Linked DNA regions of Homo sapiens: regions 1, 3 and 4 are each linked to region 2. A link is a contact called in ENCODE Hi-C or POLR2A ChIA-PET data. All regions are on one chromosome and are shown on one strand. The core of a region is the stretch at or near the end of the contact, and the rest is flanking DNA. Distances in the headings are between cores, read along the strand shown. Region 1 holds the start of GBA1 (glucosylceramidase beta 1). Region 2 holds the start of PMVK (phosphomevalonate kinase). Region 3 holds the start of FDPS (farnesyl diphosphate synthase). Region 4 overlaps SHE (Src homology 2 domain containing E).

Region 1 (4,281 bases), core at 1,782-4,281, 300 kb before region 2:
TACAGGCACCCGCCACCACGCACGGCTAATTTTTTGTATCTTTTAGTAGAGACGGGGTTTCACCATGTTGGTCAGGCTGGTCTCCAATTCCTGACCTCGTGATCCGCCCGCCTCGGCCTGCCAAACAGCTGTGATTATAGGCGTGAGCCACCGCGCCCGGCCAACCATCATTATTATTTTTAACGGTAAGGATGGTCAGATTTTACTAATGAAGAAGAGATTATAAAATCTTCAAGTCTTTATATCCACTTGCTTTTTGAGGGGTGGAGTGGGAAGAAGGTTATGTAATTCATACGTTCTTCAGACATGTGACAAACATTCACGGAGCCCGGCGACGAGCGTCGGGGTTGGGATTCGCACTGGAGCTGCAGATGGGTGCCAGGATGGACTGGTCCCTACCCTCCGCTTGAACCTAGGAGGCGGAGGTTGCAGTGAACCGAGATCGTGCCACTGCACTCCAGCCTGGGTGACAGAGATACTCCGTCTCAAAAAAAAAAACAAAACAAAAAACAAGCGGACTGGGCGCAGTGCCTCACCCTGTAATCCCAGCACTTTGCAAAGCCAAGGCGGGAGGATCCTTTGAGTTTAGGAGTTTGAGACCAACCTGCGCAACACAGTAAGACCCCGTCTCTACAAAAAATACAGAAATTAGCCAGGTGTGGTGGTGTGCGCCTATAGTCCCAGCTATTCTGGAGGCTGAGGTGGGAGGATTGCTTATTCTGGAGGCAGAGGTTGCACTGAGCCGAAATCAAGCTACTACACTCCATCCAGGGCAACATACGGAGACCCTGTCTCAAACAAACAAACAAAAAATTGCTCAGTACCTGGCCAAAAAAGAAGAGGCTCACTATGCAGAGGGGAAGTGGAAGGAGATGTTTGGACTTCTAAACTCAATAGAGCAGGAGAGGCAAATGTAGAATGTGCTCAGGAAATATCTGTGAGATGAATGAACTTGAGGGAAGTAAGGTACTAGATATTACCTGCCCTACCCAGAACAAATCCTGTGCAATGTTTCCTTGAAAAGTGAGAAGTCTGGAAGGGGTGGCTACTGACATAGTGAAGCAACTAGTTCAATTCTACAACTTGACAGCTACCCCTGTGCCAGGCTATCTACGAGGATACTTAGAATGCATAAGACATTCCTTCAAGGAACTCCAGGAACAGAGGCCTGACATGTTGCAATGTTTAGTGTCAAGCAGTGTACTAGAGACACATTATCACACTCAAACCTCACAACAATTCTGTGAGGTAGGAGTTATCACTCCCCTTTTATAGATGAAACAGAGGCTTAGAGTGATTGATTTATTGAAAGTCAAACAGCCAGTAAATGGTGTAGCCAGGATTCCAAACTTGCTGTCTCACTGAGACTGTACTTAATTACTGGAGGGACCGGGTGTGGTGGCTCATTGCTATAATCCCAACACCTTGGGAGGCTGAGGCTGGTGGATCACCTGAGGTCAGGGGTTCGAGACCAGCCTGGCCAACATGGTGAAACCCCATCTCTACTAAAAATACAAAAATTAGCTGGGCATGGTGGTGGGCTCCTGTAATCCCAGCTACTCAGGAGGCTGAGGCAGGGCAATTGCTTGAGCCGAGATCACACTGCACTCCAGCCTGGGCAACAGGGCAAGACTCTGTCTCAAAACCAAAAAAAAAAAAATTACTGGAGGAACCTAGAAGAAGAAATGATCAATTTTGCTTGGAGTGTATCTAGAAAGACTTCACTGAGATCATTTAAAGAACAAAAAGGATGGCTGGGGTCCAGCGCAGTGGCTCATGCCTGTAATCCCAGCACTTTCGGATACCAAGGCAGCAGATCACCTGAGGTCCAGAGTTTCAGACCAGCCTGGCCAACATAGTGAAACCCCATCTCTACTAAAAATAAAAAAATTAGCTGAGCATGTTGGAGGGCACCTGTAATCCCAGCTACTTGGGAGGCTGAGGCAGGAGAATCACTCGAACCCAGGAGGTGGAGGTTGCAGTGAGCCAAGATCACGCCACTGCACTCCAGCCTGGGCAACAGAGTGAGACTCTGTCTCAAAAAACAACAACAACAAAAAATACAAACAAGAGACAAGTAGTTCCCAGGTGCCTACCAAGTGGTCAGGCACTGCACTTACCTCACTGACTGCAGTAACCACCCTTTGAGGTTGTGGCATTGCCTCCATTTTCCAGGCAAGGAAATGGGCTGAGAGCTGGGATTAGTCAGGTCATGACTGTGTGTGCCACTCCCGCTAAATCTCATTTGATGTGGTTCATGAGGCCACACCATGGACAGCTTCCTCCTTGTGTCCACTGAGGATATGGCTTTGTACAACACTTTGGTTTTTGAACGACTTTACAAACCTCCCTGTCTTGTGAGGAAGGAAGAACAGTTATTACCATCTGCATCTGATGATGAAACAAGGGACGCTGCAGAGGAGCCGCACTGACCACTCCCTCCCTCCAGTCCTGTCATCCCACTGCCAGTGTCCCACCCTCTTGTGCCCTGCACTTCACTGGCTAATAACCCCCCTCACTTTTTCCTCTGTGAAGCCATCCTGGATAATTCCCCACCCACGAATGGTCCCTCCTCATCTCAGAGAGCTCTCCATGCACACCTGTTACCGTTTCTGTCTTTATCTGTAAATATCTGTGTGTCTGACTTCCATGCCTCACACACCTCTATAGGGCAAAGACTGTCTTAAACATCTTGGTAGTGTCAGTATTTTGCACAGTGAAGTTTTTTTTTTTAAATTATATCAGCTTTATTTGTACCTTTTTGACATTTCTATCAAAAAAGAAGTGTGCCTGCTGTGGTTCCCATCCTCTGGGATTTAGGAGCCTCTACCCCATTCTCCATGCAAATCTGTGTTCTAGGCTCTTCCTAAAGTTGTCACCCATACATGCCCTCCAGAGTTTTATAGGGCATATAATCTGTAACAGATGAGAGGAAGCCAATTGCCCTTTAGAAATATGGCTGTGATTGCCTCACTTCCTGTGTCATGTGACGCTCCTAGTCATCACATGACCCATCCACATCGGGAAGCCGGAATTACTTGCAGGGCTAACCTAGTGCCTATAGCTAAGGCAGGTACCTGCATCCTTGTTTTTGTTTAGTGGATCCTCTATCCTTCAGAGACTCTGGAACCCCTGTGGTCTTCTCTTCATCTAATGACCCTGAGGGGATGGAGTTTTCAAGTCCTTCCAGAGAGGTAAGAGAGAGAGCTCCCAATCAGCATTGTCACAGTGCTTCTGGAATCCTGGCACTGGAATTTAATGAATGACAGACTCTCTTTGAATCCAGGGCCATCATGGCTCTTTGAGCAAGGCACAGATGGAGGGAGGGGTCGAAGTTGAAATGGGTGGGAAGAGTGGTGGGGAGCATCCTGATTTGGGGTGGGCAGAGAGTTGTCATCAGAAGGGTTGCAGGGAGAGCTGCACCCAGGTTTCTGTGGGCCTTGTCCTAATGAATGTGGGAGACCGGGCCATGGGCACCCAAAGGCAGCTAAGCCCTGCCCAGGAGAGTAGTTGAGGGGTGGAGAGGGGCTTGCTTTTCAGTCATTCCTCATTCTGTCCTCAGGAATGTCCCAAGCCTTTGAGTAGGGTAAGCATCATGGCTGGCAGCCTCACAGGATTGCTTCTACTTCAGGCAGTGTCGTGGGCATCAGGTGAGTGAGTCAAGGCAGTGGGGAGGTAGCACAGAGCCTCCCTTCTGCCTCATAGTCCTTTGGTAGCCTTCCAGTAAGCTGGTGGTAGACTTTTAGTAGGTGCTCAATAAATCCTTTTGAGTGACTGAGACCAACTTTGGGGTGAGGATTTTGTTTTTTTTCTTTTGAAACAGAGTCTTACTCTGTTGCCTGGGCTGGAGTGCAGTGGTGCAATTTTGGCTCATTCCAACCTCTGCCTCCCAGATTCAAGCGATTCTCTTGCTTCAGCTTCCCAGGTAGCTGGGATTACAGGCGGCCACCACTACGCCCAGCTAATTTTTGTATTTTTAGTAGAGACGGGGTTTCACCATGCTGGCAAGGCAGGTCTCAAACTCCTCACCTCAGGTGATCCGCCCACCTCGGCCTCCTAAAGTGCTAGGATTACAGGTGTGAGCCCCTGCGCCCGGCCAAGGGGTGAGGAATTTTGAAACCGTGTTCAGTCTCTCCTAGCAGATGTGTCCATTCTCCATGTCTTCATCAGACCTCACTCTGCTTGTACTCCCTCCCTCCCAGGTGCCCGCCCCTGCATCCCTAAAAGCTTCGGCTACAGCTCGGTGGTGTGTGTCTGCAATGCCACATACTGTGACTCCTT
Region 2 (4,016 bases), core at 974-3,473:
TTCCAGACTAGCCTGGCCAACATAGCAAGACCCCGTCTGCATAAAGAAACAAAAGAAAATGAAAATGAACCACCAGGATTGCTGGGCTGCCAGTACTGAGGAAAGCAGGAGGGTAGCGCAGGCAGGTGGCATGAGCCTTAGAGGAACCATAGTTTTCCAAGAGGCAGGATGAGTAATGGTGTGGAAATTAAAATGGGGAGGAAGGGAGGCCATAGACTCAAAGCGGATGCTGAGGGATGAGGGCTGGGAGACTAAAGCCTCCACTTGAGACACCAGTAAGGGACAGTGGAGTTCAGTTGAGGCATACTAGGAAGCCTAGTATGGGGGAAGTTTTTTTTTATTTTTTGAGACGGAGTCTTTTTCTGTTGTCCAGGCTGGAGCGCAGTGGTACAATCTTGGCTCACTGCAACCTCTGCCTCCCAGGTTCAAGTGTTCTCATGCCTCAGCCTCCTGAGTAGCTGGATTGCAGGTGCCCGCCACCACGTCCAGCTATCCAGCTAATTTTTGTATTTTTAGTAGAGATGGGGTTTCACCATGCTGGCCAGGCTGGTCTCGAACTCCTGCCCTCAGGTGATCCGCCTTGGCCTCCCAAAGTGCGGAGATTACAGGCGTGAGCCTGGGGGAAGTTTTCTGATCGCTCACTAGGTATTCAGGGAGCTGGATCTCAGAGTCAGAGAGGGAGGTAAGGGGCGTGCATTGGGTCAGGTGAGGAAAGAGACTCCGGGAGTAAGTTCTGACTCCTTCCATGTGACTCAGGTAAAACAGGAGATGTGGACTTTCCGTGGAGGCCCAAATACATGTTTATTGAAGATGAGCTGGAAAATCTGATTCTGTGTTGAATGACGAAGTGCTAAGAATAAATAACAACCCCTTACATCTGGATGATACTTGAGAACTTACAAAGTATTTTATTGTACCTTGTCATATATTTTCTTCATTCCTTTCTTATTATAACCCTGGGAAGTGGGCCTTATCAGTGGTAAACTCAGAGTGACTTGCTAAGTGTCCAAGCTGGGACTGAAAATCCACTCTGTGCTGCCTTCTAGGGCGTTGATGAGTGCAGTGTTTTCTGGGTTGCTGAAAAAAAACAAAAAAAACCCCAAAAAACAAAAAACCACCTCCTTAAGTCTGTTCTTTTTGCATCTGACCACTCTCCTGTGCCTCTTTTCAACATTCAGGAAATTAATGGTTTCTCCCTAAGTCTCCACACTACACTTTTTCTCTAGTGGAGGCAGTAATGAGTTGCAGGCTCTGTTCTGACATGCTCAGAAAAATGCAGGACGGCAAGTCATAGCCAAAAACAACTCGACGTACTCAGCTGGGGCAACCCGTCACCTACTGCGGGAAGAGGCAGAACCGGGGATGCAGGGAAAGGACAGATTATTCTTATCCTGCCTCTCAAACTTCTGGCTGGGAGCCAGACTTCGGATGAAACCAGGCAATCTCATCTAGGGATTCAACGCTCCCTTACTATTGATGTCACCCACGCCGTTTGCTTCCGAAAACCTTTGGGCCGGAGGCTGCGGCTAGAAAAGCAATCAAAGGTTTCTCGCCGGGCTTAAAGGGCCACATCTTAGTGACGTCTCGGGTTATAAAATCTGCTTGACAATGAAATATCGTGTGCGCGATTCTGCTCCTCCCCCGACATGACGTGGCCAGACACGCCGCTCGCGTCAGGGCTGCCTTACGCCCCCAGGAAGACCCATTCCCACTCTGGGGCGCGCGCAGATTTGCTGTGGCACATGTACTATAACGCACAGGCAAAAGGGCAGTTTCCAAAACGTCTCCAACGTGATCTCACTCCAGAGATTTTTTTTCCTAAAGTTTTAGGGCTGCGCGGAAGGGAACATGGGGTTCACCTCAGGAAATTTCAGACGTCACCCCCCTCGGAGGAAGGTAGTCGCGTCCGGTTCCTCCCCGGGTGTCAGTTAAGCAGGCCAGGCTGTGAGCGAAGGTTCTGGGCGGGGCTGGACTGTTCTAAGTGAGTTCGGGTGGGGGAGCTTCACGAGGGGAGGCTGCTCTGTGAAGGAACCGCCTTTCTCTCCGCGTGTCTCACCCTTTTCTCCCCATATCTGTTTGGACATGAGCTGAGGGCACGGTCGCGGGCGGTCAGCCCTGTTCGCAGCTACGGCGAGGAGGGGCGCGATTGTTCCTTGTTGCCGCTCCGCTTAGTGGCCGCGTCCATTCCGCGCGGTGTCCCGATTTTAGGGGTAGGGAGAAGTGTCAGCTTCAGGCATCGCGAGGCGTGGCGGCCCCATGGCCCCGCTGGGAGGCGCCCCGCGGCTGGTACTGCTGTTCAGCGGCAAGAGGAAATCCGGGAAGGACTTCGTGACCGAGGCGCTGCAGAGCAGGTGTCCGTGAGGCGGGAAAGGTGGAAGGGGGAGCTCTCCGCATCACGTGACACGAGGAGTGCTTTTGGGTGTCACGGAGTGAGCTTTGGAGTACGGGTCGTCCGTTTGCAAGGCAGGAGGAGCACTGGGCTGGGGAAGGTGGAATGCCACCATTACATAAAACAGTAGTCTACACAGGCGAGCCTCAAAGAAGCAGGTGACCACCTCTCCAAAGACCTTCAGCTGCAGGTCTCTCTGAGAAGCATTAATAATGGTTCCTACGAAGGCACTTTCTATATACCAGGCGTTGGATACCAGCCTGGGCAACATGGCGAGACCCCGCCTCTACGAAAAATCCAAAAAGTAGCTGGGCGTGGTGACGCGTGCCTGTGGTCCCAGCTATTCAGGAGCCTGAGGTAGAAGAATCGCTTGAGCCCGGGAGGCGGAGGTTGCAGTGAGGCGAGATTGGCCACTGCACTCCAGCCTGGGCGACAGAGCGAGACCCTGTCTTAAAAAAACAAAACAAAAAACCCTCTTCACCTCTTTGTTAGGTACTGTGTGCCATTATTAGCATCTCCATTTCACAGGTGAAGAAACTGAGGCTCTTAAAAAGTTAAACAGGCCGGGTGTGGTGGTCATGTCTGTCACCCCAGCACTTTGGGAGACAGAGGTGCGAGGATGGCTTGAGAGCCCAGTAGTGGAGACCAGCCTGGGCAACACAGTAAGACCCTAGTCTCTACAAAAAAATGGAAAAGTTAGCCTAGTGCGATGGCGAGCACCTCTAGTCCAAGCTACTCAGGAGGCTGAGGTGGGAGGATCGCTTGAACCTGGGGGCTACAGTGAATTGTAATCATGCTACTGTCCTCCAGTCCTTGCAGCAGAGCCTGAGACCCTGTCTCGAAGTAAAATAAAATAAAATAACATACGAAGTTAACAACAAAAAACCCTTGCTGGTCACAAAGTAAGTGGCAAATCCAGGATTCAAATTCAGCTTTGTGGTTCATGATGGGCATCTCAGCAATTAATATATAATTGAAACAAAAAGAAAAAAAACCCAAACAAATTCAACTTTATCTTGCGCCAAGGACTGGTTTCTTTCTGTTTTATCTGGCTGCCTCCCCAAATAATAATACCTTTTGCACAGTGTTTTCTGTCAAAGCAAGATCTTCTGTGCAGGAGCATTTTGCTGAGACCTGGGCTAGGAGAGCAGAGGTTGGGGAGAAAGTGGGGCTCCTCTCCTCTTGAAGGCCAGTGTGGTGGGGGTACCAGGAAGCTGCTTTTGGGTACCACGGGGGTTCTATGAAGGTGTGGGAGAGCCCAGAGCAGAGGTCACCACCTGAATTTTTCATCACTAAGTATCTCACCACCTTTTCCTAAGTTGCATTTCTCCTCACCTCCAAACCCTGACGTCAAATAGTGGTCCGAAGCACAGGCTCTGGAATTAGACTGCTGGGATGCAAACCCTGGCTCACTGTTGATTAGTGTGTGATCTTGTACACATCTGTCATTCACTCTGTGCCTCATGTTTTTTTTTTTTTTTTTTTTTTTTTTTTGAGACGGAGTCTTGCTCTGTCACCCAGGCTGGAGCGCACCCAGGTTGCGGCTCACCGCAACCTCTGTCTCCTGGGTTCAAGCGATTTTCCTGTCTCAGCCTCCCGAGTAGCTGGGATTACAGGTGTGTGCCAC
Region 3 (3,954 bases), core at 276-2,775, 370 kb before region 2:
TGCAGCAAGCCGAGATCACACCATCGCACTCCAGCCCAGGTGACAGAGCAAGGCTCTGTCTCAAAAAAAAAAAAAAAGCTTTCTCTCACATCTGTCAAAAGTCCCCCATAAGCCACAGGTGAATGCCACACAGGTACAGAGCAACTGAACCAAAGCCTTACTCCCCCAAGTCATGAATCCCTCACCTCCTTGAGCCGGGCAATAGCATCTCCTATCTCTGGGTGCCCCATCTCATCCTCAGTCAGCACCCTAACGATCTGGGAGAAGTGCTGAACGAAATCCTGCTTTTCTTGGGCATAAACATCTGAATTCTGGTCTCCGTTCATTCTGAGGGAGGAGCAAAGGGCTCTAAGTAGAAGAAAAACAAGTCAGAAACCTGATCAGCTGCTCCCCTCCCCAAGGCCCCTCACCCCAACCACACTCACCGAGGTTCCTCTGTCCACGCTTGGCACCAGCAGCGGGCACTGTGCCAGGCCAGGACTGGGTACCCGTGCACCAGGGAGGGCCGCCGTAGGGAACCCAGCCACCTCTCCCGGGGTGCCCAGTAGGGGGCTGGCAGCAGGAAGACCCCCACAGATCTCAACCAGCGGGACAGGGGCATCCTGGGAGTGGCATAGGGAGGGGGCACTAAGCACTCCCTGCAGGGGCAAGCACCAAAGGCAGAGGCATGGTGGCAGCTCCCCAGATAACTCCCACCCCAGCCTTAGCCCAGAGTGCCCCTCCCTCTTGTGGAATGTGCTTGGGGACAATTACAGGAAGGATACGCAGGGAACAAAAAAGTATGGCTGGGTGACTGAGACCCAACTAATCACCACTTACAATAAACAGGCTAGAACTCAGTGCCTTCAAGATGGCGTGCACAAGGCTGGGTAAGGAGGCGGTACAGAGTAAAGTACCCCAGGATTAGGGGCTGAAAGGACCCTTAAGTCATCCTATTTTACACAAGCCAAACTGAGGCTCTAGGAGGTAGGAAGATAGTAGAGGCAGAGCCAAATCTAGAACCCAGGTCTCCCCTGGGCAGTGGAGAGGGGTGCCCAGGGTCTGAGTTACGCCCCAAGGAGGAAAGAAGCATTGGAGCGAGAACCCATGGGTGCTGCATCCATATGGTCCGGGGTGCTTGAACCGCGCGTCCCAAGCCCCACAGGAATCGCTAGGACTGAGCAGATAGGCTCGGAGCAACTCTGGACGGGAGAGAAGGGCTCGCAGCAAAGGAGTAAACCGGGGTCCGGGCATATTGGGGATTCCAGGAAAGCACAAGGGCAGAGTTGGGAAGTCTCCACACCCCTAGAAGGCCAGCCAGTCTAGCCCACCGACCTTCAAAACGGACACAACAGGCTGGCCTTCCGATGCCTCACAGTATCGTTACAGAAGTAAGGCCCGGTCTCGGCCCCCTTCCTCCAAGGCCCAGCACACATCCTCTCTCACCTGTTCCCAGATACGGATTCCTGCTCGGTCCCGCTTGTTGGCGGGTACTCCTAAAAGCAGAATCCGCTCCGCGATCGGCTCTGTGGGTCGAGTAGTTCCCGCTCTCCCCACACTAAGGGCGGAAATATATAATTAGACTACAACTCCCAATGTGCCCGCGGGAGGGACAGATAACGCGATCCTGCGTGTCCTGGCTGGGCGAAGATGAGCCGCGCTGATTGGCTGCTGGCCGTCGTGTGAGCATGGCGCACTGTGGCACTGTGACGGACGACCAATGGAAGGGCTGAAGTCTAGAGGTCGCGGCTGGAGGCGTCAGTGCCGGAAGCGAGCCAGGCTGGGAACGTCCCCGCTGTGGCTTTGGCTGCCTGTCTTACTCAAGTTTTCATTATCTTCCTGGGCAGCTGATTGGCACGTTAGTAAAACGCAGCAGGACTAGCTTTCTCACTTATTAGTTCTCTAACTTTAGGCAAATCATTTAACGTCTCTGATCCTCAGTGAACTTGCTTGAAACTAGCTTTCCTCATCTGTTGAATGAGGGTGGTAATACCATGAGGTAATGTGTGCAAAGTGCTTTAAGGGCTTAAGAAAGATGAGTCTTGGGCCGGGCACGGTGGCTCACGCCTGTAATCCCAGCACTTTGGGAGGCCGAGGCGGGTGGATCATGAGGTCAGGAGTTCGAGACCAGCCTGACCAATGTGGTGAAACCCCGTCTCTACTAAAAATACAAAAAAAAAAAATTAGTCGGGCGTGGTGGCGCGCGCCTGTAATCCCAGCCACTCAGGAGGGCTGAGGCGGGAGAATCGCTTGAACTCGTAAGGCAGAGGTTGCAGTGAGCTGAGATCCAGCGAACCACTGCACTCTAGCTGGGGAGACAGAGCAAGACTCCGTCTCAAAAAAAAAAAAAAAAAAAGATGAGTCTCACACTTGTAATTCCAGCACTTTGGGCGGATCACCTGCGGTCAGGAATCTGAGACCAGCCTGGTCAACATGGCAAAACCCCTTCTCTACTAAAAATACAAAAATTACCCAGGTGTGCTGGTCCGCGCCTTAATTCCAGCTACGTGGGAGGCTGCAACCTCGCTTCCCGGGTTCAAGTGATTCTCCTGGATTACAGGTGCCTGCCAGCATGCCCAGCTAATTTTTGTGTTTTTAGTAGAGAGGGGGTTTCTCCAGATTGGCCAGCCTGGTCTCGAACTCCTGACCTCAAGTGATCCAGCCACCTCGACCTCTGAAAGTGCTGGGATTACAAGTACGAGCCACTTGGCCCAGGCAGTTATTTATTGATTATAAGCTAAACAAGGGTTGGATTATTCATGCCTCTGCTTTGTAGACCATATACAGTTAACTCCCTGATGTCGACACAGCATGTGGTAGGAGTATAGCGTTGAAGACCACCAGAGGTCACTCTTGTTGCCATCTTGGTTTTGGTAGGTTTTGGCCAGTTTCTTTACTGCAATCTGTTTTATCAGCAAGGTCTTTATGACCTGTATCTTGAGCCAATCTCCTATCTCATCCTGTGACTTAGAATGCCTAAACCAACTGGAAATGCAGTCCAGTAGGTCTCAGCCTTATTCTACCCAGTCCCTATTCAAGATGGAGTTGCTCTGGTTCACGCACCTCTGACAATTATGCTAAGTGAAATAAGCCAGACTCAAAAGGACAGATACTGTATGATTCCGTGTATATAAGGTACTGTCACCGGTGGAGGGTGTCCAGGTTCTTGGCATCTTGAACAAAGAATTGGACAAAACACGGCTGGGTGCAGTGGCTCACGCCTGTAATCCCAGAGCTTTGGGAGGCCAAGGTGGGCGGATCACGAGGTCAGGAGTTCAAGACCAGCCTGGCCAACATAGTGAAACCCCATCTCTACTAAAAAATCCAAAATTAGCCCAGCATGGTGGCGCACACCTGTAGTGCCAGCTACTCGAGAAGCTGAGGCAGGAGAATCGCTTGAACCCGGGAGGCAGAGGTTGTGGTGAACCGAGATCGCTCCGGGAGGAATGAAACAGGAGGAATGAACAACTCCAGATGCGCGGCCTTAACAGCTGTAACACTCACCGCGAAGGTCTGCAGCTTCACTCATGAGCCAGCAAGACCACGAACCCACCAGAAGGAAAAAACTCCGAACACATCTGAACATCAGAAGGAACAAACTCCGGACACACCACCTTTAAGAACTGTAACACTCACTGCGAGGGTCCGCGGCTTCATTCTTGAAGTCAGTGAGACCAAGAACCCACCAATTCCGGATACATAAATCTGCATGTGTGAGTGTGGATATTGTGTGAGTGTTAGAGTGGAGTACGTATTTGTGTGTGTGTGTGGAATGGTGGGGAGCTTTGTGTATGTTTACGTGTGTGTATGTGTCTGACCAGGGGGCACCTCGTCTGTTAAGCTGCCCTGACCTCCTTCTGCCCTCACTCACAATGCTCTGTCTCTCCTGGTGTCCCTCTGTGTGCTGAGCACAGTTCTGTCAGTGCCCCCCGACTTCCTTTATTAAACCTGACTGGCCTCGCTCCTGTCTCCATC
Region 4 (4,077 bases), core at 181-2,680, 440 kb after region 2:
TGGTCAGACTGGTCTCGAACTCCTGGCCTCAAGTCATCCTCCTGCCTTGGCGTCCCAAAGTGCTGGGATTGCCAGCCACAAAGTGAGCCACCGTGCAAGCGGGTTTCTTTATACAGTTGAGGAAACCTAGGTTCAGAAAGATTAAATAATTTGTTCAAATTACACAACTGAAAATACCATGTCATTCAGCAAGCTGTGGTTTTAGCTTTTGAGCTCCAGTCAAAGATTATTTTTAAAATTTTATTTTTACTTCCAAATGATTTTGTTGGTTTGTTTAAATAGTCAAATCTAAAAGAGAACCTCACTGTTCGAGTCTCCATTAAAAAAAAAAAAAAAAACTATAAACTCCATCTGCCGGGCCCGGTGGCTCATGCCTATAATCCTAGCACTCTGGGAGGCCAAGGTGGGAGGATCAGTTGAGGCCAGAAGTTCAAGGCCAACCTTGCCAATATAGTGAGACCCCATCTCTAAAAAAAAAAAAAAAAAAAAAACTGTTATGTCTGTCTTTGCCTGTGATTTAAACAGAAAAAACCTCTTATGGAAAAAAGTGCAAATGAAGACTGGTTTTGATTTAATTTGTCTTTATTCTCCTCGCTAAATTTCAGGGTTTCTGAATTGTACCTGCTTTTGTTCAGATGTTTAGATTTATTCAATAAGAAAATATTAAAGTAATTTTAAAAGCTTGAGCACTGATCAAAGATATGAGTAAAAAATTGTCGGGCAGCCCTGTTTCTGATTCCAGGAGGAAAATAGAGTCTTAAGAGGCTCCAAGTTTAATGTTTTGGAAACATGAAATGGGTTAAAATGGATTAGGGGAAAAGGCACATTATTTGGAAATTGGAATTAACATTTTACGTGAAATCATTTGAGCATAAAGCATGGACTCTGGAGTTGGTAATAATTGGCCTCACCATAACTGCTGCATGACTGTGGCTTCCGTGTATTCACCTGTGAAAATGGGGTAACACATCTGTCACTGCCTTAGTGAGGCATCAGTGAGATTCTGGGCATAATACACCTAGCAGGTGTATACCTAGTCAGTACAGCCGTGAGTTAGACACTCCAGAGACAATTATATTTCCAAAGAGCATTCTGGACCATATAGGGCAATACTTATTGCTAACTACAGTTAATTTAGTAAAAGAAAATCTTAGTCTTCTGCTAAGACTTTCTTGTTTTTGTGTTTTCATGTGAATGACATAATTACCTGCAGCGAGTTGGGGATTGAGAAGGGAAAATTTTGGGCCCCTATAATGTTTCACACCAACCAACTGCATGTTTTTAGTAGGTGCAGGTCAGTGCTGAGCTTCAGCCCCAGGCTGCAAATGAGTGTTTATCTGCTGCCCGTCCCCTGCATTCTGTTGTCTGCTGTGGTAAATGGCCTCTATCGGCAGCCAGGGTGTAGCTTCCTCTTGCCATTTCCTCCTTCTCAGGCTCGTTTCCTCTTGGAGCCAGCTCTGCACGTCAGGGGCTATTCTCCCTGCAGGAAGGGTCGGCTTGCAGCCCCACGATTGTTTCTGTTTCTATGGCGCCTCAGGTTTGGGGGCAGCCAGGTGTTGGAATGGACTGGAAGGTTACTCCCCTTGAAGAGGGGGGTGGTGTGGGGAGGGGAGGCCTGTGCTCAAGCCCTTTCTTCCCCTAATTAAACATTGTTTCAAAAGATGATAGCAGTTTGCAGATTTTGCCTAATCCCAGGACCCTGCAAGAAAGCATTCTCAACTCCATGCTTTGTGTATCTCCCAGAACTCTAAGTGTGGGGAGACTGTCTAAATAGAAGGACCTCGTTGCAAAAGTAAAAACTCAAACGCGTGTGTAATAAGAACTCAAGATTCTAATCACTATACATCATTTTATTTTATTTTAGGGGAGGTGGGCTGGAAGGCCCGGTAGGAACACTGCCCATCCACCCTGTACATTTTAATCCAAATGTATTGAAATGTCCTTGTGAGCAGGGCTCCTTCTGTCTTAATGTTAGAATCACCTCTTTTTCCTTTTAGTTTAGCTGGGGCAGAATTGCAGCAAGGACCTTGGGAAAGGGTTTCCCCAGCCTGTGCCAGATGGTCTCAACTGAGTGTAAACTATGATTAGAAACCTTAAAATTGTATTCTATATTCATCCTTTGAACTCCTTTGTGTTTTCTGCTTCCCTTTTCTTAGTTCTTTAGAAAAGTTCCTTTTAAAAAAATTACAGCCTTGTCTTAATTGAACCAAGAACAGAGTATGTTTTTGTTTCTTGTTTTCCATAGCTCTGTTTGGAGTAAGCAAGGAAGAAGAAAAACTGTAGGACTGAGAGTCCAGGGACTCAGGAGATGCAGCTCTGACCTCAGACAACCCCAGATACCTGGCCTGGCCTGGGGGTGGGGGCCAGGGACAGTTCTTCCGACTCTTACATTCTGATGTGGAAGTGGTAGACACAGGCAGTACCTTTCTCCTCAGGATGGGACTAGCAATGACAGGCTCCGGAGAATGAGGAACCAAGATGGGGACTGTGGACACCCAGGAGGTGTGGAAGTGGTTCTCAGGTTTAGCTGCTCTTTAGAATCACCTGGGGGATTTTTACACTCTTGACTCCCACACTGTACCCCAGACTAATCCAATCTGAACCTCTGGTGGTTAAAGCAGTGTGTGTGAAAGCCCGCGGGTGATTTCAATGAGCTGTCCCTGCACAGAATTTGAGACAGCTGCTGACAGCCCCTAGTCAGCAGAGAACTATAACCTCAGCCTATACCTAAGTTTTGCACTTTTGAATTTGGTGTCCTGATTTTAATAACGTTTCCCTCATTTGTTGCCCTCTTTTTGTTATAGAGGTCTTAATGAGTCAGTGGCATTTCTCCACGGACCATCCCCACACCTGTTTTGAAGTTACAGATAGAAAGTCTTTCCACCCTTTGTGTCTGCGGCCCTGCGGTCTCCTGAGCCTCTTCCTCCTCACCTGACCCCTCAGCCTTCTTTGCTGGCACCTCCTTCCAGCCACCCATAACTGAAGGAGTCCCAGATTCTGCCTTTGATCCTCTCTCGTTTTCAATCTGCCGTCCTTTTCTCTTGTGATTGCTTTCATTCTCACAGTATTCACAACGATCCATTTGTTAACCCCTTGACGTATTCCTCCAGATCCACACTGTCACCTGCCTGGAGACATTCTTGAGTTCCCTCCCCTCCCTCTCTCCTCCCATCCATCCATCCAGTCATTATTTAGCACAATGATATGTCCTACAGTAATAAACAAGATATGGTGGTCTCTGCCCTGGCAGACTCCACCAAATTGAAAATACAGACACATCAACATATAAATGGATGCAGTGGGAGAAGAGCAGGGTGAGAGTGCGTTGGTCCAGCCGTGGCACCTGTTTAACTTTGTGGGGTATCAGAGAAGAAGGTGGGCAGGAAAGCCTTCTCCGGAGAGGAGAAGATGCTGAGTTAGATTGTAAAGGATTGCAAGATCGCCAGGACACCGGTGGGCTCAAGACAGTGTAGTATGCAGGGAACTGCCAGAAATTCCACTTGGTCAGAGCAAAGAATTGGATTATGGGGAGATGGGGCAGGGTAGTGTTGAGAAATTGGGGAGAAAGACAGTGACCTACTCATGTAAGCCTCCCATGCCGTTCTCAGTGTTCTTCACTTCTTAAGTAAACAGTCGGGAGCTTATGAGGTGTTAAGAGATGAGGTATCTGCATATAGAAAGTTCCTCCTTGACTATGACCAGGTAGAGGATGGTTTGAAGGCTTCCTGATGGGCGTTTAGAAGAGCCACAAAATGACATTTCTGTTGGTCTATAATATAGACTCTGTATCACCAGCTCTGGTTGTCCAGACTCCAGCCATCTCTAACTCTGGCAAGGCTCCTTGACCCCAGGCTGCTCACCACCCTGTACTGCTAGTTCCTTCTCACTGTGGCTGGTTGGCTGGTTAGATAGCTAGTGGTTGGTTGGTTTGCATATGGTTTTTTCCATCTATTTTTATGCCCCATTTCAGACTATACCTTTTTGATTTACTCTATCCTGTACACCATGGTTAGAGTTACCTTCCAGTGAAACACAAATATAATTGTTATTCCCCACTGAAAAAAAAAAAAACCTTAT

What was found. Hi-C counts contacts between places; a loop is a spot of excess contacts on that map. ChIA-PET counts read pairs that join two places held with the same protein, here RNA polymerase II (POLR2A). Pooled maps may share reads with other maps.
Region 1: a loop to region 2 is called in a map of naive thymus-derived CD4-positive, alpha-beta T cell, with 6 times the contacts of the local background. The contact joins the promoter of GBA1 here to the promoter of PMVK in region 2. A Hi-C loop is called at or near these places in 1 of 168 maps with a recorded cell type or tissue (naive thymus-derived CD4-positive, alpha-beta T cell) and 8 of 50 pooled maps. POLR2A ChIA-PET finds 5 or more read pairs at or near these places in 1 of 52 experiments (activated CD4-positive, alpha-beta T cell).
Region 3: a loop to region 2 is called in a map of naive thymus-derived CD4-positive, alpha-beta T cell, with 27 times the contacts of the local background. The contact joins the promoter of FDPS here to the promoter of PMVK in region 2. A Hi-C loop is called at or near these places in 1 of 168 maps with a recorded cell type or tissue (naive thymus-derived CD4-positive, alpha-beta T cell) and 6 of 50 pooled maps. POLR2A ChIA-PET finds 5 or more read pairs at or near these places in 2 of 52 experiments (RWPE1 and activated B cell).
Region 4: a map with no recorded cell type shows a loop between it and region 2 (2.9-fold over the local background). The contact joins the enhancer-like site here to the promoter of PMVK in region 2. A Hi-C loop is called at or near these places in 7 of 168 maps with a recorded cell type or tissue (A673, IMR-90, K562 and 3 more), 11 of 37 single-sample maps with no recorded cell type and 19 of 50 pooled maps. POLR2A ChIA-PET finds 5 or more read pairs at or near these places in 4 of 52 experiments (H1, MCF 10A, activated T-cell and 1 more).

The regions. Positions count from the first base shown.
Region 1 is chr1:155,239,999-155,244,279 of GRCh38, reverse strand. It overlaps GBA1 (glucosylceramidase beta 1), which reads left to right and starts at 3,031. Exons shown (of 11, transcript NM_000157.4): 1 at 3,031-3,194; 2 at 3,563-3,650; 3 at 4,203-4,281. The coding sequence starts at 3,168. RefSeq lists an enhancer at 1-486.
Region 2 is chr1:154,934,926-154,938,941 of GRCh38, reverse strand. PMVK (phosphomevalonate kinase) reads left to right here and starts at 2,223. Exons shown (of 5, transcript NM_006556.4): 1 at 2,223-2,351. The coding sequence starts at 2,257. RefSeq lists enhancers at 833-1,774, 1,754-1,953, 1,775-2,717 and a silencer at 2,674-2,773.
Region 3 is chr1:155,306,437-155,310,390 of GRCh38, reverse strand. FDPS (farnesyl diphosphate synthase) reads right to left here and starts at 1,525. Exons shown (of 11, transcript NM_002004.4): 1 at 1,426-1,525; 2 at 426-602; 3 at 186-348. The coding sequence starts at 601. It also overlaps a transcript of PKLR not described here. RefSeq lists enhancers at 1,166-1,335, 1,666-1,795, 2,698-2,767, 3,892-3,954.
Region 4 is chr1:154,490,789-154,494,865 of GRCh38, reverse strand. All of the region lies in intron 2 of SHE (Src homology 2 domain containing E), which reads left to right. Among named protein-coding and RNA genes, the nearest start is that of TDRD10, 9.4 kb to the left of the region's middle. Within about 2 kb of position 1,430, at least 13 of the 41 ENCODE cell types and tissues checked have a DNase peak (open chromatin) inside an H3K27ac peak, as active enhancers do.